Linked DNA regions of Homo sapiens: all the other regions are linked to region 1. A link is a contact called in ENCODE Hi-C or POLR2A ChIA-PET data. All regions are on one chromosome and are shown on one strand. The core of a region is the stretch at or near the end of the contact, and the rest is flanking DNA. Distances in the headings are between cores, read along the strand shown.

Evidence for each region. Hi-C counts contacts between places; a loop is a spot of excess contacts on that map. ChIA-PET counts read pairs that join two places held with the same protein, here RNA polymerase II (POLR2A). Pooled maps may share reads with other maps.
Region 2: a loop to region 1 is called in a map with no recorded cell type, with 2.9 times the contacts of the local background. The contact joins two enhancer-like sites. A Hi-C loop is called at or near these places in 1 of 37 single-sample maps with no recorded cell type and 2 of 50 pooled maps. POLR2A ChIA-PET finds 5 or more read pairs at or near these places in 2 of 52 experiments (CD8-positive, alpha-beta memory T cell and naive thymus-derived CD4-positive, alpha-beta T cell).
Region 3: a pooled map shows a loop between it and region 1 (2.2-fold over the local background). The contact joins two enhancer-like sites. A Hi-C loop is called at or near these places in 1 of 168 maps with a recorded cell type or tissue (OCI-LY7), 7 of 37 single-sample maps with no recorded cell type and 6 of 50 pooled maps. POLR2A ChIA-PET finds 5 or more read pairs at or near these places in 1 of 52 experiments (activated T-cell).
Region 4: a map with no recorded cell type shows a loop between it and region 1 (7-fold over the local background). The contact joins two enhancer-like sites. A Hi-C loop is called at or near these places in 2 of 37 single-sample maps with no recorded cell type and 3 of 50 pooled maps. POLR2A ChIA-PET finds 5 or more read pairs at or near these places in 1 of 52 experiments (GM12878).
Region 5: a pooled map shows a loop between it and region 1 (4-fold over the local background). The contact joins two enhancer-like sites. A Hi-C loop is called at or near these places in 2 of 50 pooled maps. POLR2A ChIA-PET finds 5 or more read pairs at or near these places in 2 of 52 experiments (A673 and activated CD4-positive, alpha-beta T cell).

Annotation. Positions count from the first base shown.
Region 1 is chr14:62,078,786-62,083,375 of GRCh38, forward strand. SYT16 (synaptotagmin 16) reads left to right here. Exons shown (of 8, transcript NM_001367656.1): 6 at 2,049-2,489. Among named protein-coding and RNA genes, the nearest start is that of LINC00644, 59 kb to the right of the region's middle. RefSeq lists an enhancer at 2,287-2,406. Within about 2 kb of position 2,411, at least 3 of the 41 ENCODE cell types and tissues checked have a DNase peak (open chromatin) inside an H3K27ac peak, as active enhancers do; they include GM12878, where a contact is called at or near this core.
Region 2 is chr14:61,437,249-61,441,838 of GRCh38, forward strand. All of the region lies in intron 2 of PRKCH (protein kinase C eta), which reads left to right. Among named protein-coding and RNA genes, the nearest start is that of PRKCH-AS2, 110 kb to the right of the region's middle. RefSeq lists an enhancer at 2,025-2,394. Within about 2 kb of position 1,948, at least 21 of the 41 ENCODE cell types and tissues checked have a DNase peak (open chromatin) inside an H3K27ac peak, as active enhancers do.
Region 3 is chr14:61,459,343-61,463,932 of GRCh38, forward strand. All of the region lies in intron 9 of PRKCH (protein kinase C eta), which reads left to right. Among named protein-coding and RNA genes, the nearest start is that of PRKCH-AS2, 84 kb to the right of the region's middle. RefSeq lists a silencer at 2,009-2,303. Within about 2 kb of position 2,114, at least 10 of the 41 ENCODE cell types and tissues checked have a DNase peak (open chromatin) inside an H3K27ac peak, as active enhancers do.
Region 4 is chr14:61,500,679-61,505,268 of GRCh38, forward strand. All of the region lies in intron 10 of PRKCH (protein kinase C eta), which reads left to right. Among named protein-coding and RNA genes, the nearest start is that of PRKCH-AS2, 43 kb to the right of the region's middle. Within about 2 kb of position 2,638, at least 9 of the 41 ENCODE cell types and tissues checked have a DNase peak (open chromatin) inside an H3K27ac peak, as active enhancers do; they include GM12878, where a contact is called at or near this core.
Region 5 is chr14:61,523,279-61,527,868 of GRCh38, forward strand. The region is part of intron 10 of PRKCH (protein kinase C eta); the gene reads left to right. Among named protein-coding and RNA genes, the nearest start is that of PRKCH-AS2, 20 kb to the right of the region's middle. RefSeq lists an enhancer at 2,090-2,239. Within about 2 kb of position 2,198, at least 33 of the 41 ENCODE cell types and tissues checked have a DNase peak (open chromatin) inside an H3K27ac peak, as active enhancers do.

The sequences.
Region 1 (4,590 bases), core at 1,161-3,660:
CTTGGCGGTCGACAGAGAGACCAATGATAAGAAATGAGAATTATATTGTGTGGGTAGAAGGTAAGACTTTATTGAGTAGTTCCAGGCTGAAACTACTTAGAGCCCATATAGGCTGTGCCTTAGGGGAAGATGGAACATGAGTTAAGGCCAAGAAGATCTGAAGTGTTTAAGAGCCAATTTTTATAGTCTGTAAAGGATTTGATATGGTATTTGGCATAAGAAATAGTTTAGTAGATGTTAGCTATTATTACTTATGGTCAGAAATGCAATACAGAGATGATCAAGAGTAGGCTAAAATAGATGGGAGTTTTAGGAAGAGACAAGGGAGTTTGAGAGAAGATTCTGACTTGATTTTTGAGTTGGCCTAAATCCTTGGAGACTTGCTTCTAATATATATACACTAGTCAGTTGTATTCAAAAGTCTCTATAGCAACCACTTTTATCACTTGAAACTAAGTACCTCTGAATAGAAACACTCACGCATGATTGCATGCTCACAGGAAAGGATATAAGAAGCTTCACTTATTTTACAAGAAATCTAAATTTTCTTGCAGGCTAATTTGAATCTTAAAAGAAAAGGATATTTATTAGATGTCTACTGTCTGTCAAGTCCTCTACTTTTTACAACATCCCTACACAGAAGGTACCATCTCCATTTTACAGTTGAGGAAAATAGAACATGGAAAGGATTAAATGACTTGCCCAGTGTCATAGAGCTAGTAAGTGGTAGGCCTGGGCTTCCTAAGGAAATACGAACCCAGAGAACCATGAACTTTCACCCAGACTATGTGGGAAAGTTTCATTGATGGATGCACATTTTGAGGCATTGTATTATAATTTGAAACGAGATCTCTAAATTAGCAAGTTCTGGTGTTCAATTGCATAAATAAGAACTGGTTTGCAATAAGAATCAGATCAAAGTTTAGTTACAGGTAAGGATCATGCCTTCAGAGGAAAATAGAATTATTATTGACATTATTTATAATTTGTTAGTGGGGTGGTTCATTATAATAAATGCAGCCTAGCTCAGTTTTCCCAGTAAGGTCATCAGATCTGAGTGGCTGCATGTAAATTGCTACCCAAGGGTGACATTCCATAAAGAGGGATGTGTGTTTGAGAATAGGTAGCACCAGTCCAGTGGTGGGAATAGATATTTATGCAGTCTGGTCTAAGCCAGGTATTTTCATATCAATGAAAACCTCACAACAACACACCAGCAAGTAGGCACATTAATGTGCATTTTTAAGCTAGACTACCGAGAGGCTGGTCTATTTGGCCAGGGTAAAAAAGCTAGTCAGTGGTAGAGTTATGATTTCAATTTAGGTGTTCTGGCTCCAGGCTCAGTGTTGCTGTTTACTAAAGGGCTGTGGAGGTGTCCTCCTAAATCCTTGCTGCTCAAAGTGTGAGCCGAGGCTAGCAGCGTCAACATCCCTTGTGCCTGTCCCAGAAATGGCAGGATCTCAAGCTCCACTCCAGACCTACTGAATCAGAATCCTCAGATGATTTAGGTCTACATTAAAGTTTGAGAAGCTCAGCCCTAAACCTTTTCTCCCACTTAGATTGAAAATATACTGAAGCATCACCTTCCTGGGACTCCCATCAAAATTCTTGTCTGTAGAAAGCTCTTGCCTGTGGAGAACAGGCTCAGGCTCAACCATCTGTATTTAGGGACACAAGGAAAAGTTGCCTATGGACAATTGCCTGTTGACTTAATTTTAGATTTAGCATCTCAGTTGGTTTCAATGATCCTGGGCAATTGTGCTTTTTGAGAGGCAGTATATATGAAAACACTTTGCAAAAATATAAAAGCTTTAGTTATCCATTCCAAAAACATTCACGAAGGCGCACCATATGCTAGGCACTTTGCCGTCAAAGAATTCACAGTTTAATGCAGCGATAGACCAGTAAACAGACCTATCTGATATAGAGGGAATACACTGGCAGTTAGAAAGCAGGGATTCTGAAGGAGCACAAAGGGGCACCAACTGGCCAAAATGTAATTGGGTATCATCATTTCCATTTCTAATTGTTTCCTCTGCCTGCAACAGGAACAGGACAGGACCAATTTGCAGGTGCCATCCGGGGTCTCAGAGCCCATCTCAAAGTGTGGTGACCTAGATGTCATCTTTGAATATAGAGCCGCCAGCCAGAAGCTCACAGTGACCATTGTGAGGGCACAGGGCCTCCCAGATAAGGACCGAAGTGGTGTCAACTCCTGGCAAGTTCATGTAGTGCTGCTGCCTGGTAAGAAACACAGGGGCAGGACGAACATACAGAGAGGGCCCAACCCCGTCTTCAGGGAGAAGGTCACCTTTGCCAAGCTGGAGCCCAGAGATGTGGCTGCCTGTGCTGTCCGCTTCCGCCTGTACGCTGCCCGGAAGATGACCCGAGAGAGAATGATGGGAGAGAAACTATTCTATCTCAGCCACCTGCACCCAGAAGGGGAAATGAAAGTGACTCTGGTTCTGGAGCCAAGAAGTAATATAAGCGTGAGTATGTTAAATGGTGCTGCTAATGATGTGGTGTGTTCGAAGACCTGGGATTGTCAGCCCTTGATTTAGTACGTTCAGTCTGTGAATTCAGAGACTTTAATTTAATTTTCCATTTGGCTCTCCTCACCCTTGTAAGCCATGATTTGCACTTCATGGTACAATGGGTCTTTCATGCCTGTCTTCCTGATAACCTGATGGATAAATGCCCTGTCCATTTTAGGACAAAATAGCAGCAGTGTGGTAGAGGGCATGGAGAAAAACAGGGAAGGTGGCTTGGCCCTCTGGATTGTGGATAACTGATCCTACTCCTCCTGCCCCCAATCTGCATCATGATGAATCTCAGAGATGGGACTTTCTGGGCAAGGTTCTTAACGGGTATGCTGGGGCAGACTGAGAGAGCAGCCCAGAACTTCAGCTGCTTCTGAAACCTTTCATTTGTGTTACTACCGTCTTCCCTCATACCCCATTTCCCTGCTTGCCACAGGGTTTCAAGGAAAGGTGTCATAATTTACATGCCTACAGGATGGGCAGCTCACTACTGCTGTGGGTTATATGTCATGTAGTATGCCCATCTCCTTTTACAAAACCACGTTAACAGATCAGGGAGCTCTGTAGGCTCTGGATTCAATCAGTCATTCATTCAGAGATGTTTACTGTCAATTATGGTATAGGCAAAGTGGATGCAGGAAAGAACTAAGCAGGCGATGCCTCTGCCCTTGGAGAGCTTGCAGTCTAGTGGTGGCCAAGTAGGCAAGGAGACAGAGTGATAGGCTGCCGCTTGTTTAGAGGATCAGAGAAAGTTTCTTTGAGGTGGTGATAAAACGCCGGAACTCAAAGCATCGAGAGAGCGAGGCTGGTGCTGTGAGGAGGATGAGAGTTCCAGACAGAGTGAACAGCACATGCAAGCAGTCAGGATGTGGGGTGGCCGGGGGAGTGGGGAAGCTTGTCATATCTGAGGAAGAACAAAGGAGACAGAAAGTCTGGACTGTAGTGGTGGCAGATCTGTCTGCTTAAATGTCCAATGATGTCTCAAAATTAACGTCTTCAGGCCTGAAATCCTGATTTTTGCCTCCCTAAATCTATTCCCCCTGCAGTCTTCTCCATGTTGCTTAAAGGCAGTTGCATTCTTCCAATTGCTGGGGTCAAAAATCTCAGAAGTCATCTGTGACTTTTCTGTTTTCCACCTGAAATCCTATTGGCTCTATCTTCAGGTACAACCAGAACCTGGCTCTCTGCTGGATTACTGAAATAGCTGCTCAGCGGTGGTCTTTCCACTTCTGCCTTTGCCTCTACAGACTCTTCTGGACATGGGAGCCAGAATGAGCTTTTTAAAGTTATAAGCCAGATGATGTCTCAGCTCTGCTCAGATCTCCCTTTTTTCTTAATATCTGAGTAAAGCACATCGGAAATGATGGAAAACAGAATGCAGTGGAGATCAGAAGGGATCCTGCGTGATAGAGCTTGGGAATGGGGATGATCACACCCATATTTATGCTTGCTAGGCCCTATGCTGTGTGCTGGTGGCACGGAGTTGAATGGGGAAAATGAGCTAGTGTAAAAGAACTTTGCAGGTGGAAGTCTTTCATTCACCAGTTATTTGTTGAGCACAGTTATGTGCCAGACATTAGGCTATGCACCAGGGACTGAGAGATTTATACGGATTCAGAATTTGATGGGAGAGGCAAGCAGTGAGTGACAGGTGCCACAGCGGGAAGCTTTTATAGGAGCACAGGAGGGGGAGTGAGTCTCACTTAAGAGTAAGCAAATATTTCATTGTTGAATTTTTATCTTCTAGACAGCAGGGTCTGTAAGACATCTATCACGACCACCTAGCCCTGCCGTTTACAAACTATGTTCCATACAGCCTCAGGTTAGGTGGGGGGCGCTCTGCAGAAATGTCTGTGGTTTGGTAAACAGGATACTTTCCTGCAGATGGGCAGAATATTTGATTCCTTTTATTGGTTCTAATTATTGAGTTTCTGGTCAGAAATTTGAAGAAATGATTTCAAACATTGAGAAGAAAGGTTTAAGTCAAGTCTAATGCCCTTGTTTCTGGTGGAGGAGATGGTGTTTCAGGGGGACAGGATTGCCTGCCCCC
Region 2 (4,590 bases), core at 698-3,197, 640 kb before region 1:
ATCATTCTTTATGCAAGTAGTTCTTATTCAGTGTTTTTGATGATGTTAAGCAAAATTCTGTTGCTACCTTACCTCATTACCTTCCCGGGATATATTTTGCAGATATAAACCAATAATATTTTCTGGTTCTTTCTTGACTAGTAGCTTTTGGTTAACTCTAAGGTTTTTCTGTTTGTTTTTCTCACAGTTGTTTTCTCCCACGTGTACAAATGATAAAACAAATTATCTCAGGAAGAAGAAAAAAGACATTTGATAGTATATCCAGTAGTTCAACAATAGTCAACGGAGTCTGGTGTCCTCACTTCTGTCATTGGCTGCTTGACCTCACTTAACCTTCCTGTTAGTTTCTGTTTCCTCACTAGAAAATTTATTACTTTCTAGGGATACCAGGAGACCTGGTGTTAATAAAGGGCACAGTGCAGGGTGTGTGGAAGATTTTAGTGTCAGTTCTAGCACAAGCTAGCTAAATGTGTCTCGGGGTACATTAACTTCTCTAGGCCCCAATTTCCTAGGTATTCATTCTTCTTCTAGACAATAGACAGTTGAATTAAAAAATCCTTTCTATCGACCAGGTGCAATGGCTCACACCTGTAATCCCAGCAGTTTGGGAGGCCGAGGCAGGAGGATCACTTGAGCCCGTGAGTTTGAGACCAGCCTAGCAACACAGCAAGACCCTGTCTCTTAAAAAAAAAAATCCTTTCTATTCCTAGAACTCTAGGGTAGTGTGAAGTAAGGGTTTTCACAGTTACACTAGGTAAGTTACTACCTGTCGGGTACTTCTCTAATTATGCTGTGCTTATTAACTTATCAAGTCCTCAAATGGCCCTATGAGGAACATATCCTTTATGTTCTATAGATGAGGAAACTGAAGCATTGGATGTTAAACAACTTGCCCAGGGCCACCGAGCTTATAAGGGAAGAAGCCGTCTGCACACCCCAGGCTCCAGATTCCACAGCCTCAACCACCAAACTCTCTTGTCTGTCGTCATATAGAAGGCTGTTCTGTTTTCTCAGTGTAGCCCCCTTAAAGATAAGCCACAGTAAACCACAGTGCTTTTGATATTAGGCAAATTAAACTTGAGTTCAATCGTATGTTACACTGAATCAAAGTTATATTCGCTGTGCATTTTACGCCAGTAATTCTGGAAACTAAAAAGTGCCATGCCAGAAATTTTCTCTGATTTAATTTGCTTACAATCATTTTAAAAATGAGGAGCTGTGATCCACGCTTTTGCCCCAGGTTGGAATATTTTAGAAGTACTTTCAAATATATATTTCTGCTGCTGGGATATAAAACCATAAATTCGAGCAGATAGAACAAAAGACCAAAGAGGATGATGTATTTACTGTTTTTGAGTTAAAGTTACAACAGTTTACAGAATCACAGCAACCGAGAATAGGAGTTCTCAGAGACATACTCCTCATCCACAGAAGCCTCACATGACCAACACAAGTTTCAGTCCAGTGCAACTTTTTGCAAATGAAAACTTACCCTGGGGTTGTTTGGTGACTCCTAGTCACATGTGCTTTCTAAAGTTCTCAAAACAAGCATGGGGTGACAGTCCAGTTTTATGAAATATAATTTTAGTTCAGAAGAGATGGGATTTTAGAATAGTTAATCTTCATTATATTTGACATAATTACTCTGCACCCTGTGGATGGGGTGGCTTTTCAAAACCCACTTCTGGTGAGGCAGACCAGGGCTCCAGGCCAGCACCCCTCTGGAGATTGGAATGTGAATTTCCGTGCTGGGACACAGAGCCAGCTTCCTATTTATTTAGAGCCATTGGGCACCTAAGGAGCCAAACAGAAGTTGTGATGCAAGTTTTGGCTGCAGAGCATGTTAGGGTTGCCTGACGTGTCTAACTAAAACATGATCTGAGAGATTTCTCAAAGCCCTGGTTGATTTAAGCACCATAGTATTCAATAGGGTTTTTTTTTAGTCCTTTTAACTCAGTCCTAAGTAAACAGGAGGCGGTGCAAACAATGAGGAAGTTCCCTCTGCATTCCGATGGTGAAGTGGGGTTGGAGTCTGTAGGCAAGTGAAGAGCGTGTGGGAGAGCTGTTTCCTTTTGCTCATGGCAGCAGTCTAGAACATGGTGACAGTGAAAGTCATTGGAAGCCATGGGGGCCCATTTTCTTTATGTGACCAAATGTCTTGCAAAGTCCCAGGTGTGTGTGTAGGTGCATGAGTGTGTATGTTTGTTTTCTAAACGAAGCACACGTGCAAAATAATGTAAAAGGGCAGAGTGAAGTTTGTCCATGTCCCTGTATGAAAGTGCATGGGAAGTGCCTGGGGCAGAAGTGAAAGAGACACGGCCCCAGGTCGTGAGAGAAGACATTGAGGTGCACTCCCGGCCTGCTGTGGGAACAGTGGGTTAGCATGTCACCGGTGCACTCCCAGGCTGCTGTGGCAACAGTGGGTTAGCATGTCACCCGGCTTTAGGATTTGGGGGAGTTTGCTCAGGCTCTGAGGCAGGTAGGTTAAGGCTAATTTAACTCTTAATGGTTGGAAGGAAAGAGGGAAGGGCCGTTTAGGAAGGTGAAAAGGCAGGAGTGAAGGTGGCAAGAAATGATTGGCATGCAGTTTTTTCCTAAATCCTCCTCTGGTTATAAGGAATCAACTGGAAAATTGCAGTGGCAATAGCTGTTAAGAAAAAAAATAGGATTCAGTTGATGAAATATTAAACATGCAAGTGGGCTGGTCTTTTAACCAATCTTTGTAGTATTAAGGGATTAAAAAGTTAATTCTTGGTAATTAGATCCCCAGGGAGAACTTAATTTGCATCTATACATGATAAGTGTTTACTATTAATAATTCAAGACAAGTTTTGCTTTGGCCGGTATTGAGCTGGGTCTCAGGCTGGTGATAACAGAGGCTGGATAGAGAGTGATACCATTAGCCTAATTTTGTCATCTGCAAGCAAAGGAATGTTAAAATCTGTTCACTTCGTGGTTTCTAAATGACTTCTAGAAGTATCATGAGTGGAAGAGGGCAGTGTAGTGTAGTAACTTTTGTTCTTCCGCAGTCCTTAGAACCTGTCAGGATTATTGGTTATGACACTGTTCCCACAGGGTGGACAACAGGGGCATTTTTATCTTCTTGAGACATATGGGAAACTTAAGAAGGAAAGTAACTAGGCTGTTTGCCAAAGATTACACCTACCTCCAAACAAAAACTGAGGCAGGTATAATTTTAACTGTGCTGGAATCTCTGAAGATGTTGGTGTCTTGGCCAAATTCATTTGGACTCTTTCTGCATTTCACTCTTTGAGATCTATTGTGTAGACTCTAATTTCTTTGACAGGTATTGTCACATTGGTCTCCACAAAAATTATTATTGAAAGCCAGGCATGGTGGCTCACGCCTGTAATCCCAGCACTTTGGGAGGCTGAGGCGGGTGGATCACAAGGTCAAGAGATCAAGACCATCCTGGCCAACATGGTGAAACCCTGTCTCTACTAAAAATACGAAAATTAGCTGGGCTTGGTGGTGTGCACCTGTAGTCCCAGCTGCTTGGGAGGCTGAGGCAGGAGAATAGCTTGAACCTGGGAGGTGGAGGTTGCAATGAGCTGAGAACACGCCACTGCACTCCAGCCTGGTGACAGAGTTAAACTCTATCCAAAAATAAAAATAAAAAATAAAAAATTATTATTGAAATAACTACATTTTTTTTCTTTTTTTTTTGGAGAGAAAGTCTTGCTCTGTTGCCCAGCTGAAGTGCAGAGGTGCAATCATGGCTCATTATAGCCTCAACCTCCTGGGCTCAAGTGATCCTCCCTAGTAGCTGAGACCACAGGTGCACACTTGGCTTTTTTTAAAATTTTTTTTGGTAGAGAAGGAGTTTCATTATGTTGCCAGACTGGTCTCCAATTCCTAGGCTCAAGTGATCTCCCACCTCAGCCTCCCAAATTTCTAGAATTAAAGATGTGAGCCACTGCACTTGCCCTAAATAACTACATTTTTTTGAATGCTGCGATGTGCCTAGCTTTGTGCTAAGCTCTTTGAATGTGTTACCTGATTCAGTCCTTGGGAAAACCCTAGGAAGAAGGGGCCACCTGATTTCTAGATGGGAACCCTGAGGCTTAGCAAGAAAAAGAGAGCCGGTGTGGTAGGGTCAGGACTGGAGCCCGGTTTATACTCCTACTGACAGGATGGGGATGCCTGTTTCACCTCACCCTTGTTAAAAAGGACACTTTAGCAATCCTTTTAAGTATTTGCCAGCTTAAGAGGTAAAAATGTGATTTAGCTTCTGGTTCTTATGCGTCCGTCTTGGGTAGCATTGGACATCTTGGCATGGTTATTGGCTGTTTGCACTTACAGTTTTAGGAATTGCCTCTTCACATCCTCTGCCCCATTTTTACTGGATTGTTCATACTTTTAAAAATTGATTTCTGTGTATTATAAATAGTAACCCTTTGTCATGTGTTACAAGTCCTCTTCTCCCTCAGTTTCTTTCTTTCAATTTTCTGCTTTGTATTTTTTTTTTTTTTTTTGCCAAATAGAACTTTAAATTTCTTAAATTGCAAATCTGTGAACTTTGGATGCCTTTAGAGTTTATTATCCCTTTAAAAAAATTTTTTTAAGAGA
Region 3 (4,590 bases), core at 864-3,363, 620 kb before region 1:
AGAATTAGTTAGGCAGAGAATGAAGGTGAATATGTCATACAGGGTCAACAGCACACTATGGGTCTGCTGGTGAGACAGAGCATCAGGTGTGAAGGAGGCTCAGCACACACAGCATATCGAGGTTGAACAGGGGCCTTGAGAACTGAGGCAGCCGAGGTGGGCCAGGGCCAGGCCATGAAGAGCCTTGTAGGCTGTGTTAAGGGGTTTGGGTTTAGTCCTGAGAGCAATGGAAAGTCATGGAAGAAGTGGAAGCAGAGGAATGACGTATCAGGTTGTATGTTTTAATTATGAAAATCTAATTTCTTGCGATAGGTAATATAAGTATCCTCCAAATATTCATATCCTTTCTCCGAAAGAAACAAGTATTGCTCGTTTTATTTATAGCCTTTGAGAGAATTTTCTGTACATAAAAGCATATATATACAGCACATATATGCATACATGTTTATCTTTTAAAAACACAAATAATAGTATACTTTGCCCATGATTCTGTATTTTTAAAATTTAATTAATCTATTTTTTGAGACAGGGTCTCACTTTGTCACCAGGCTGGAGTGCAGTGACGGTTATGGCTCACTGCAGCCTCAAGCTCCCAGGCTAAAGCTATCCTCCCACCTCAGCCCCCTGAGAAACTGGGACTTACAGGCACATGCCACCACACCTGGCTAATTTTTGTTATTTTTTTGTAGAGATGGGGTTTTGCCATGTTTCCCAGGCTGGTCTCAAACTCCTGGGCTAAAGCAATCCACCCACCTCAGTCACTCAAAGTTCTGGGATTACAGGCGTGAGCCACTGTACCTGGCCACTTTATTTTTTTAAGACATAATATTAATAGTATATATTGGAAATTGTTTTGTATTTCTATATACCAAGCTGCCTCATTTTTAATGGCTGCATAGTACTCCATTTTAGAACATGACATAATTAATTTAACTTTTCCTCCTCTGTTGCTATGTATTGTGTTCCTAGTCTTTTATTTCAGTCATTGTTGCAGTGAGTCCCCTTGTACTTTTGTCTTTGTGTGCTTATGCTGGTGTTTCTGTATGACACATTATTAGTAGTAGTATTGCTTGGTCAAAGGGTATATGCATTTCACATTTTGATTGAGTTCAATTGCCCCCTCCCCCATTGTGGTTAAAGATAGTGAACGTTTTATTGTCCATGTACCACACATTGTTCTAAGTGCTTTATGTCTGTTATTTAATCCTTATAGTAACCCTCTGAAATAAGTTCTGTTATTATCACCCCATTTCACAGAGGAGAAAAGTTAGGTACAAAGAAGCTTAGTTCCTAAGTGGCAGAGAGCGTTTGAAGCCAGGTGGTCTGACGGCAGAGTCCAGGCAGGCTCTTCCTATTTGCTGGGCTGCGTCTCTAAATTCACACTCCCAAAGCTTGAGTGAGAAGGTGCATTTCCCCGCCTTCCCATCATGGCATGCTCTCTGTCATTTGGATCATCTCAGAGTTAGAAAAATGGTATATTTGAAGTTCCAACTTGCATTCCTCTAACTGTGAGTGAAGCTGGGCGTTTTCATACATTTCAGGGTCACTAGTATTCAAATCTGTGTTGGGAGGGCCACATGCAGCCTGGAGAATGGGTGGAGCAGAGAAGTCTGGGAGCTTGGTGACAGGACGCACTGAAGGAGATACATGGCTTGGACTCCCACGCCACCCCAGCGTTATCAAGAGAAAAAAAAATGGGGAGGCAGCTAATGGCTTCGTGGGCCTCGGCTCCCCTGCGCGCCTCTCCCTTCCCCTCTGCTCCTCATTGGTCCTCAGTGGCTCTTGATGGCCCTGGAGCCCATGCTGCTCCTGCCCCCATCCTCTGCTTTCCCTCTGCTGGATTGGTCCTTGGTTCCCCTGGAGCTCCAGTTCTCCCTGCCCCACACTGCTCCCTGGAGTAGCCTTGAAACGACTTCCTTGGCTGGGCACTTTGCCAACGTAAAGCCCCTCCCCTGCCCTCACCCCCTTGTTGGGCTCTTTTCTTGGAATAGAGGAGTGGAGTTACAGCTTGAGGCTTGAGAGGGATAGCTGGTAGCTGATACTGGTTGCCCGCCGGGGTTTCAAGCGCCAGCCTCCTGAACACCACCATGAACACCATGAGTCAAGCCGCAGAGCCAGGTGACCTCTCAGATCTTCTTCCTAGGGCCTGAGCCAAACATCACATGGTTTCCTATGACATGAGGTTAGATCATCTTCACCAGGTGGTAACCTTTGAGTCAAGCAGTCAACTGATATTTAGTGAGCTTACCTGGTCTTGCAGCAGCAATGGTTCCAAGTTACTACTGCTGAAGCAAAGAAAGAAGTATCTCATACCTAACAGGGGAATTTGATCTGTAAAAGGAAATTCTGGTGATTATAAGCAAAGATCTCATCAACAGATCATGTTATGGTAGAGTAAAATGAGGAAGTAACCTGGAACAGATTGGGAACCCAATCAATATAGCATATGCAATCAAAATGTTCCAGGAAAATGTATAAATTCTACAGTATACCAAAATTTTAGCGGCCACATGAGATTCCCAGTGTTTAGTGGGTGAAGCCTTTACTAGCATTGAAGTCTATTTTTCCTAGTGGAAGTTTTATGTTTGACCACAAGGTGGCAGTCATTACCGCAAAGTTACTTTTATTTCTCCACCAGAGAAACCAAAGGCATGGAACTGCCATTGCGGTTTAAGATGTGTGTGTTGTAGTAGATGTCTCCAAAGCAAAGGATAAAGGGAATGTACCCCTGCTTTAGGCTAAATGATAAAGAAGTAGTGGGAACCCACTTCAAAGAAGCAAGTGAGGCTGGGCGCAGGCAGCACTTTGGGAGGCCGAGGTGGGGCAATCACTTGAGCCTAAGTGTTTGAGACCAGCCTGGCCAACGTGGTGAAACCCCGTCTACTAAAAATACAAAAAGTAGCTTGGTGTGGTGGTGCATGCCTGCAATTCCACCTACTCCAGAGGCTGAGACAGGAGGATCGCTGGAACCCGGGAGGCAGAGGTTGCAGTGAGCCAAGATCGTGCCATTGCACTCCAACCTGGGTGACAGAGCACGACTTTTTCTCAAAAAAGAAAAGAAAAAAAAGCAGCAAAGGAGATTTTCTAATGCTGAGATAGAGGTATACAATTTTAGTTTTGCTGTCGTTGTTGCCTTCTTTGAGGTTTGCAAGGTATCGGACTCCACAGTACACATAGCATTTGCTCGCTGTGCATTCGTCTGTTGGAAGTCCTTATTTACTGTTGTAAAACTATCCCCATTTACTGTTGGAAAACTAACTATAAAGAACAGAAAGTGTTACTTGCTATGAGAAGTTACAGCAGAAAGATGCTTACTTTTTAGCTGCCCAGTGTTGCAGGCCCTGGCTTCTCAAGTAAGATGCTAATCAGTGTGTAATGCTGAACTGTGACAGTCTCCCCTGGAGAATTTAGGAGTGAGAGGGGGTGTTGGAGCCACTCTACCTGCAAAGCATTTCATTGTGAGGGCCTTTGTAAAAACAGCACTCTCCTCATGCAGCCCTGTGGAATCAGTCTCTCTGAAGCCCAGAGCAGGGCAGTAACTAGCCGAGGATCCCTTAGATTGTAAGTGGCAGAGACAAAGTTCAAGTTTAGGTCAGGCTGACTCTGACTCCATATGTTGTCTTATTCCGCATTTAGTTGGTTGATTCAGCCTCGGCTTAAGCACCTCCTATCTGTCTTGGCTCCCCTCCAACCTGACAATATGGAAATGGCATTGCCCTTGGGAACAGAAAACCTGAACTGTGTTTTAGCTTTGTTTTCCACCATCTAAATGGCTTGAGTCTGTCCTAAAATTCCTTTGACCCTTAAAGTTCTTATCATTAAAATGAAAACAGGATCGCTGTGAGGGTCAAATGAGAGAATGCAGAATATTTTGTACAGTGCGAAGTGCTGTTCAAAAGTGAGTCAGTTCAACTGTGGTGATGACCCCCTCCATCCTCACACCAAAGGAAAAATGTCCCAGGGCTTCCCAATGGCCAGCCCAGACACCCACATGGAGGGGACAGCAAACATTGAGAAGGTAAGTATTTTATAGGTCCTTTTGTTCTTGGCAAAAAGGAAATAGTAAGCAAATTTCAAATATTTGATAATTTATCAAGATTGCTACAAAGGTTTATGAACCCATAGATTATTTCCCCTTTTTTTTTATAATCATATACACTGCTTACAAGTATATAAATGGGCATCCTTATCTGTTTCTGATAGCACTGCAAATCCTAATAGTTTGTGACTAATTTGATAACCTGTACTAAAACTCACAAAATGTATACTCCTGGATCTGTTTTTCTGATAATCTGGACTACAAAAATAATATAAAGAATAAAATGTTATTCATAAAGATGTTTAATTTTCAGTGCTTTGTTTATATATATTTTTTTGGTCAACATCTCTCTAATCCTCCAGCCTCTGGTAACCACTATTCTATTCTGTTTCTATGAGTTTGGCTTTATTTGATTACACATATCAGTGAGATTAAGCTGCATTTGTCTTTCTGTGACTGGCTTATTTCAAATAATACAATGTCCTCCAGGTTGATCCATGTTGCAAATGACAGGATGTCTTTCTTTTTAAAAGCTGAACAGTATTCTATTG
Region 4 (4,590 bases), core at 1,388-3,887, 580 kb before region 1:
AAGGTAGTCATAAATCCCAGAACTGAGGATCTCTGTGCACAGCCCACTCTGCAAAGGTGGATATTTTCCTCTCAAATCAATCTGTGACTTGCTCAAGGGTGAATTACCAAAGATGAAACATGGGCTGAGCACGGGGGTGGGATGGGGGAGACAAGAAAATCACCTTTGGGTATGTCAAAATAGAGGTACCTATGGAACTCCTTCAAATGGTCCATCTCAAAGTTGGAAATACCAGGATAATGTTTAAGACTGGCCACAGACTCAGGTTGATTGCATGGAACAGCATGAAAATGAGACAGTATTGGCTTACAGTTAAGAACGAGGCTTTGAAGTCAAACTTAGATTTAAAACTTACCCCCACAATGTACTGTAATTCTGTGATATTGTACCAACTCTTTAATTCTCTAAGCCTCCGTTTCTTAATCTACATGAGGATAACAGTACTATCCATTCCATGGAGTTACAGTGAAAATTAATTCATGTGGCTTGCTTATTCCAGTGTCTGACATCAGCAAATCCTCCATATACATTATCAGTTGTTAAGAAGAAAAGTGATCCAGGGAAGGAAATTAAACAATGAATTTACTTGAAAGACAGATTCCATAAGGAAATTGTTGAATAAATTATGGTTATACCCGTACTGTGGAATATTATGCAACAATTAAAAGAAAGAATACATTAGATCTACATATATTGACCTGGATGGTTTGTCCCTGATAGACAAATAAATGAAAAAAAGAGAGATGTGTGCTCATTTTAATCCCATTAAAAAAAAAAGCAGTAGCGAAAGCTACACCAAGAGTCTCGTACGTTTCCTCATTTGTCATGGCTACATAAGGGCTTGCATCTTGAGCTCTTTTTTGTTCATTTCATTTGTTATCCCTCAATTTCTGGCACAGGGCATGGCAATATTTCTTTTTTCTTGTCTTCATTTCTGTTTTATTTCTAGCAACTGAGCCAACATTTGTCTGCAGGAATTCATGGTGGGGAGTAAGTGATGAGAAGATGGGTGGAAACACAGTATCATTTATTGACTAAAGAGCAGTGTCACTTTAATTTAATTTTAAAATGTAAATTAATGCATATACATAAAAAGGACACTTTTAGCTGTTCTAAAATGATTACAGTGAATGCTAAATCCTCTTCATACCCTTGTCCCCAGTCTCTCAATTCCTCTTCCTCAAGACATGTCCTTATATGTCCTTCCAGAAATGGTCTATGCATATGCAAGCTCTGCATTTGAATGTCTCCTGTTGAAAAACAAATGGTGGTATATTATCTACCTGAAGAACAGAGATTTTTTCCTAAGTCTTTAGAGAGATGAAATCTAAATCCTTAAAGAAAGGTAGTAGGTAGGCAATCTTTTCTTTTCTTTTCTTTTCTTTTCTTTTTTTTTTTTTTTTTCCGAGATGGAGTCTCACTCTCACTCAGGCAGGAGTGCAATGGCATGGTCTTCACTCACTGCAACCTCCACCTCCCAGGTTCAAGTGATTCTCCTACCTCAGCCTCTTGAGTAGCTGGGACTATAGCACATGCCACCACACCCGGCTAATTTTTGTATTTTTAGTAGAGACGGGTGTCACTATGTTGGCCAGGCTGGTCGCAAACTCCTGACCTCGTGATCCGCACACCCCAGCCTTCCAAAGTGCTGGGATTACAGACATGAGCCACCATGCCCATTCAATCTTTTCTTTTATCAGAAGGGTCTATGGGTGACAGTTCAAGTCCTGGAAATAATTCTGCTATCTCTTGTTGGAGAAAGTGCTGGTTTTTTCAGATCAGGCAACAGGCTTATAAACGTTTATTGCAGTTACAAGCTACAAAGAAAGATTTCTTTCCAGCACTACTGCTCCAGGTAGAGCAGTTGCACCAGTCATTATTTATAACTGGATTAAAGAGTAGCAGCACATACTTCTACCGTGGTTATAGAGTGCCTTCTGTTGTACAGAGTGGACTGCTTATTCACCAGGGAGTTCTCAAACACCTTTCTCTATGGGCGCTGTCCCAAATAATGTCAAGAGAGAAAAAATTAAAAATGAGCTCCTGCCCTCTAAGAACAGATGGGAGCAGCCCCAAATCTTGCAAATGAAGCAAGAGGGGGTATTCAGTCTTTAATCCAAGCAGCTAGAAGCTTGCCTTTCCCAAGTTCACCGAGTGAGGATTTTAACACTCCTTTGACAAAGAAATGGGGCCGAGCAGCAGAGGAAGGCAGGTGACACTGAGTCATGGAATTCACCCTTTCGAGCCCTTCCTGGGGGATGTGTGGCTCTTGGGTTGGTTCTTGAAGGAAAGGAATGAATGTAAGAGAGGAAGGGAAGCAGGCTTTTTTTTTTTTTTTTTTTTTGACTCCTACACAGAAGGTGGAATTGAGAAAAATATACTGTGGCGGTGAAATCAACTTACAAAACTGAGGAGGAAAATTTTGACAAAAGCAAACCCAAAATCTGATTACTGTGGGGCTGTCCATTTTATTGCTGCACCAAGGAGCAGGGTAGATACTATTTTGGCCTAAAGAACACTGAAATTTTGTTTTCTCATTTGCAAATAGACAGGTTCAAACCCGTCAGAGGCCGTAACTGAGTTTCCCTGTGACTGATTTGTATGTGTGTTAGTGGTTTTTTTTTTTTTTTTCCTGTAAGAATCTGGTTGAGTAATTCAGAAGGTTAAAAAACAACCAAACAGAAATAAGTGAGAAAAGTTAACTGAGGTCTGCCACATATGCCGGGAAGGTGCCCACAGACTGGCAGAATCTGTGCAGTCTTTGTCTGTTTCTGCCTATGCAAATACTAAGCCACGCTCAACAGAGCTTGAGCGTTGTATCTGTTCAACTGCCATTTAAGAAATAGGACTCTGTTCTCAACAGCTTATTCCTTGGGGTTTCAGAATGTAAAATATGAAGTGTGTATAATCACAGGCCAGGTTCCCAGCATTTCTCGGCATTTCAGCTTTGGCAGGAGGAATGGGAAAAACTGAAGTTTTTATGTCCAGGAAGGCTGAGTGTAATCTTTGTTCTGTGGCACTGGGAAAGGAAGTGAATCTGTTACAAAGCGCTTTACCTCTGAAGCATGTCTCAGGGGCAGCTGTGCTTTGTGCCATGTATTCTGTTTTCATAAAAAGAAAGAGGTAGAGTCGAGGGCTTACCATGCAGAGTATTTTCACAGTATCTCACTTGATATATCATCCAGGGAAAGTGACCTGTGTTATACTTTGTGTTTTAAGATATAACTCTAGAATCAAAAACTTACCAGAGAAGCTCAAGATACTTTACTTTGCAAGAATTAATTCTCAAGATAAAAACTCATCAGAGTTCAAGATAAGAAGGGTTCAATTAACAACACATTTTAAATGGAAGAATTATTTAAAAAATTGTTTTAACTTTGAATGAGCTTAGATTAACTTACCTGTTGCAGAGGTAGGTCAGACCCCATGTCATCATTTGCCCAGAAAAGTCCCAGTTTGCTCCCATAATCCCCCTTCATGACCCATTTTACTCTCAGAGGCCCATTTTGTTTATTGGGTTTTTTTTTCTTGAGAGAGTCTCGCTCTGTTGCCCAGACTGGAGTGCAGTGGTGCGATCTCGGCTCACTGCAACCTCCACCTCCTGGGTTCAAGCCATTTTCCTGCTTCAGCCTCCTGAGTAGCTGGGATTACAGGTGCTCACCACCACCCCCGGCTAATTTTTGTTATTTTTAGTAGAGATGGGGTCTCACTATATTGGCCAGGCAGGTCTTGAACTCCTGAATTTAAGTCATCTACTCACCTCGGCCTCCCAAAGTGCTGGGATTACAGGCATGAGCCACCGCACCCAGCCGTCTGAGGCCCATTTTGGGCGGTACACTGCATGGTCATCATACAAAGAGGTGTCTGCATTTCTACTTTTTTTTCTTTAAGATGGTAGAACCAAACAAAAAAGGGTGTTTTTACAAATTGAGAGGGGTCCCTCTGTAGGAGGGGAATTTCTCCAGCATTTTCCTTTGATGGAGTATTCTCCTCTCGTTCAGAAATAGGAAATTTAGTAACTAAAGCATTAAGAACAGATTTATTTTTTAACATCAGTCACTACCTTAGTTTCAGAGACACACTGGGGGAAATTGCCTTTCCCTTACGCCTCTTGTTTTATGTCCTTTATATGAGATGTTAATATATTTACATGAGGTATAAATTTGTCTGTAACTTTATAGGTTTGTATTCATTTATTAATCCATCCATCCATTCATTTACTCATTCAACAAATGTTAATTGAGACCTATTTTTTGCCTGGAGATATAATAGTGACCACAATAGGCCTGCTCCCTGCCCACAGGAAGCAGGCATTCTAGTGTAAGCACACAAACAAGTAAAAGTAATTACCAATTGTGAAAGTTACATGGAAGGAAATAAGTGAGCTTTTATTTGTGGTTTTATTTCATAGAGCTGAAGGAAGTGAAGAGACAGATACCTCTCTCCCCACTTCTTTCATTGCTGAATGTCTGAAGTATTTCTTACTCCATTGGACTACTATGACAGAACACTATCGATTGGGTGGCTTGTAAACAACAGAAAATTATTTCTCAGTGCTCTAAAGGCTGGAAAGTGCAAGGTCAAGGTACC
Region 5 (4,590 bases), core at 948-3,447, 560 kb before region 1:
TTTCGATTATGCATTTCATAGTAATATGCATAAAACATCCCTCTATCATAGTGCCATCTTAGAATATTTATTGATTCCCTCAGGTGGTTCTTGTTTCAATTAAAGTCCTTTTGGGAAACAATCTATCCGGGGGATTGGCCGGTGACACTGCTACATAGAAGGGATTGGGCCTGGTGTAGTAAGTCACAAGCCCAGGCCTTGGAGGTGAGCAGAAGTAAATCTGAATCCTGATTTTACCCCTGTCTAGCTATATAATCTTGGGGTAGAGCCTACTTCATAGAGTTATTTTGAGGATAAAATAAGAATATAGATAAAGCACTTAGCATTTGATGAACATTCAGTATATGTTAACCACTGAAGACACTGTTATTCTTGTTATTCACAAAAGCTTTTTTCCAGGTTTTCTAGACAGACCCACAGACTCACCACCCCCAAATGAGCAACAGACAAATGGCAGTATGCTGACAATCATAAATTGACTGTGTATTTTATGATAATGGGTATCAAAGTTGTACTCTATTAAAGAATTATTATCTTTGAGATTCAGATATTAAAATGTGTATAGATGAAATAGCTCATATCCTGGATTTGTTTCAAAATAATCTGATAAAAGATGGATCAGGGAGGGAGGGAGTCGATGTAGCGAGGGAGCATGTTTGGACGTGCATTGGCAGGTGCCGAGGCTGTGTGATCAGTATGGGAGTTGTGTCATTCTCCCTACTTTTGTCTGTTTTGAAATTTCCCATAATAAAAGTTGAAAAATATGTTAAAAATAGTTCATATAAATAGCCTCCTAGATTCATTCTTGTTCAAGGAGCCAGCTCTCAACTCGCTTTCCTTTATTTCTTTTGGAAGAGTAACTGACTCTAGTGATCTAAGCAGTAAGACTCATGTCAATCTGTTTTATTACTCTCAGGATAGCTTATGGTGGAAACAAAATAAATCCAATTTCTGAATCTCCTTTGTCTTCAATCACTTGGGAATTCTCTCTGAAACTACTGTGGGCATTTTAAGTAACCCTGATTACCCAGCAAGAACAATGTAGCTTTCAGACAAGCACAGAGGATAGAATAACTCTTTCTACCCTTCTATGCTTGCATGACAAAAGCTGTAGCTATTAAATACCGGTGCTCAATGAGCTAATGAATGGCAAGCCGGTAACTGTGGTTTTGGCATTTTAGTATTTGAGCCTCTGCCCTGTATGAACTTGTAATCTTCATTGTGTAGCCTTGTTAAGTTCAGCTGCTGAGTTACATGTTGGCATAGGAAGCTGAGGTACTCCTAAGCCAAAAACTGACCTCTGCATATTTCAAACTAAAGTCAGGAGGCTTAGGGTGACTTCTTTTGCTTTAAAAAAAATAAAGGCATGATTTCCCTTTAGAGTGGAAGCTGACCATGACTGTAAATGGCTCTATAATCTTTGGCTTTGTTTGAGTCACCCTCTCCATGTTCTGCTCTTCCGTTTGGATGCAAGCCAACATGAGGATAAGTGTTCTGCTTGGTCCTCGTTGTTTAATAATTGACCCTTCAAAACCACTTTCTTTCTCCAGCTTCATCAAAGAGAAGAATTTAAATTTTGATTTCAGGTTTCTTCTTTTCCCTCTTGAGTCTATCTTTAAGGGGTAAAACATGTGGCTTTTTATAAGTTTAAGTACTTTGGAGCAAAGTTTATGGAGTGTCCTTCCATCCCCTAAAAATAAGATAGGCTCTGAGTTGGCCAGGGCAGTCCCATTGGGGTCCATCTGAAATGCTTCTGTTTATCCCTTTGGTCAGCACCTCCTGCCAGGACCATGCTGGAGCTGCTAAGAAGGAAGACAGGTGCACAGACAGAGCCTTCTGGAATACAGTGCGGGGTATGCTATCATAGAAGTATAAACTGGGCACCCTAGGAGCAGAGTTGATATTGCTATGACTGTCTGGGGACATCAGGACAGACTTCATAGAGCAGGTATGAGATACTTGGGCTGAGGGCAGCACTGGTAGCCTGGAATTACATTATGCTCTTAATTGAACCCTCTTGGGATCCCAGTTTGAGCGATCTGTCTTATTAAATAGCACTTGGTATGAGAACAGCCATGGCGTTTCCTTTACAGCTCATACAGTTCTGAGAATGCCTAAAATTAGATTGAAATCAGGATTAAGGTGTCTAACCTGCCTTTGTGGCCTCGGGCATCCTGTGACCAGGATGAGTCACATCCCTGTCTTGCCCACTTGCGTCTTCTGAGAGCTGCGTCCCAAGACTTCCCCATGCAGAGCTGATTGTAATAGTTGACTGACAAAACTGATGGCCCAGCACTTTCTCTCCCTGCGCGATTCCTGCTGCCCATGACAGCAGCTGAGTAATAAGCAGTCAGACCTCTTACCTGGGACATTAGTCACAAGCTCTTAAGCAACTGCGGGTCAACGCTTGAGACCGTTTTGGATTTCTGTTAGCACTTGTTTCTGTTGCCCAAGAAGATCCTTTCCAAGACTTCAGCAGGCATACTGGCTTCGGGAAAATTCAGAAACTCAGTGACCTTGTTTGGAAATGTGAGTGATAGTGTTCTGGGCTCAGGTCCACACAGGCCTGGCTTGTCAGGCTAGGACACAGTGTCGATAAAGCTGGGCTCATGGGCTTTGTCCCCCCGGCCGTGCTCTCTCCTGGGGCTGCAGACTAGTGTGTCTAACCTCAGCCAGGCGCCTCTCTACTGTGTGCCCGCAGTCCCAGAGGAGCCAGGCACCCAGGCCTTATAGTGCCTCCCAAGTCAGAAAACACTTGTGGAAGAACTGAGAGTGGTGGCCTCCTTCACTGGGCAGGACCACGATCATCCTCACCCCTGCTCCCGTCCTGCGCTGCTACGATTGCAACCTTTTGTAGGTTAAACTGGCTGTGCTCATATTGTATTTATGTGGTGGGGCCAGGGGAGGAAGCAGCTTCCACAAATCAGCCCACTGAAAACAGTCACTTATATGGGACATGGGATTCTGCGTGGAGAAGGGCTGATTTGGAGCCAGGACTGGGTTTGGGTTAGAGACACAGAAAGCTTGCTTCGCTGAAGTGGGTGCACAGGTACTCAGCATGCCTTTGCCTTATGCCCCTGACACCCGGGGAGGCTGCTACTAAGAGCAGAGAAGTCTGTTCTATGTTCCATTGATCTGTGCCATGAAAGCTTTGCTGCTTTAACCACACTTATTGGGGATTCCTGGAATACCAGACTTGGTTTCCATTCCTGGGCATTTTCTAGTGGCCATTTTCTGTAAGACCTGTATGGCCAGGCTGTATCAACTCACAGGACAGCGTGTGGAAACCAGTCATGCCAGTTCTGTCATCACCTACCTCCTCCAAGCCAGCAACGTGATCCAGGCTGGACAGAGACCAACCTTTTGCCTTGGGCCATGCAGGCCAACAGACCTTGATTCTCACACTGAGGCAAGAAAATAGAACCTCGAGTGCCCTGACACAACCCACAGTGAATATGGCACTCCAGAAAGAGCAGTCAGCTGCAGCCACTGAGGAGACGCCACAGCGAGGGGGGCTCCAGGCGGCCCAAGGCCATGGCAGCCTCCCACAATGGCAGTTAACCACAAAGCTCCAGGCCACCTAGCATCCCCCCCGTGACCTGCAGCCTCCTTGTCACTGATCAGCCTATGTGGGTTGCCTCTGAGCATATTGTTCCTTTAAAAACCAAAGTGTAAATGTCTCACCCAAAAGGCCAAGCTGTTGCTCTGTCCAGTCTAGACTGTGCCTGTGAGGCTAGCAATGCCACCCTCCCTCTGTAACAGTGCCCTGGGGTATGGGTGGCAACAGGACAACCAGGTGCTTGTGCTGGGAAGCGGGTTTTTTTAAGAGAGCACTGCCTTTTATTTACAGACAGCTTTATCAGTACATGGCCATGTTCCTGCCGACCTTGAGGACTCTTTACCAAACAATCCTGCTGCTGAATATTCACTTCCTTCCACATGAATTTGCTCTTAGGGATTGGAGGAGGGGTGGAAATGCTTTCAACCAGTCTCCATAATCTAGGCTTCTTGTGCACCTGGGGTACCCACAAACAAACCCTGTTCTCACTCTGGTTTTCCTTTTCCTGATTAACATCCCCACAAACCTACTGGATTTAAGACAAACCCAGAAGTCATCATTTCTGCTGCTTCTCTCTATCCGTCTATCTCTAAGTGATTATCAAGCCTTATTACTGATTTTGCTTTCACCGAAGCCCTGCTTCCTTTCCCCTGACTAACTCCTTATTTTCCATTCCATTCATCACTGTCCTGGTTCAGGTCTTAACATCTCTTCCCTGGACGGTTTCAGCCTCCCCCAACTGATCTTTTCTTGTCCAGCCAGGAATCTGTTACTCCCTTAATGAGGGAGCATCAATGAGTTCCTTTTGCCTAATATGTAAAAATCAAAATTCCTTCGTGTGACATTCAGGACCCTTCATGGTTTGAAGGACTTAACTTTCCTCTGTAGCCCTGAGATTTTTCATGGCCCCAGCACTCCTCTGTCCTGTGCTGCCCGCCCCTCAGCCTCCTCCACCATACCCAGGGTTCTCTGAGTCCACCTGCACAGCCATACTGCTGGGCTTGCTGCCGTGTCCCTGCCCCATCCGCCTG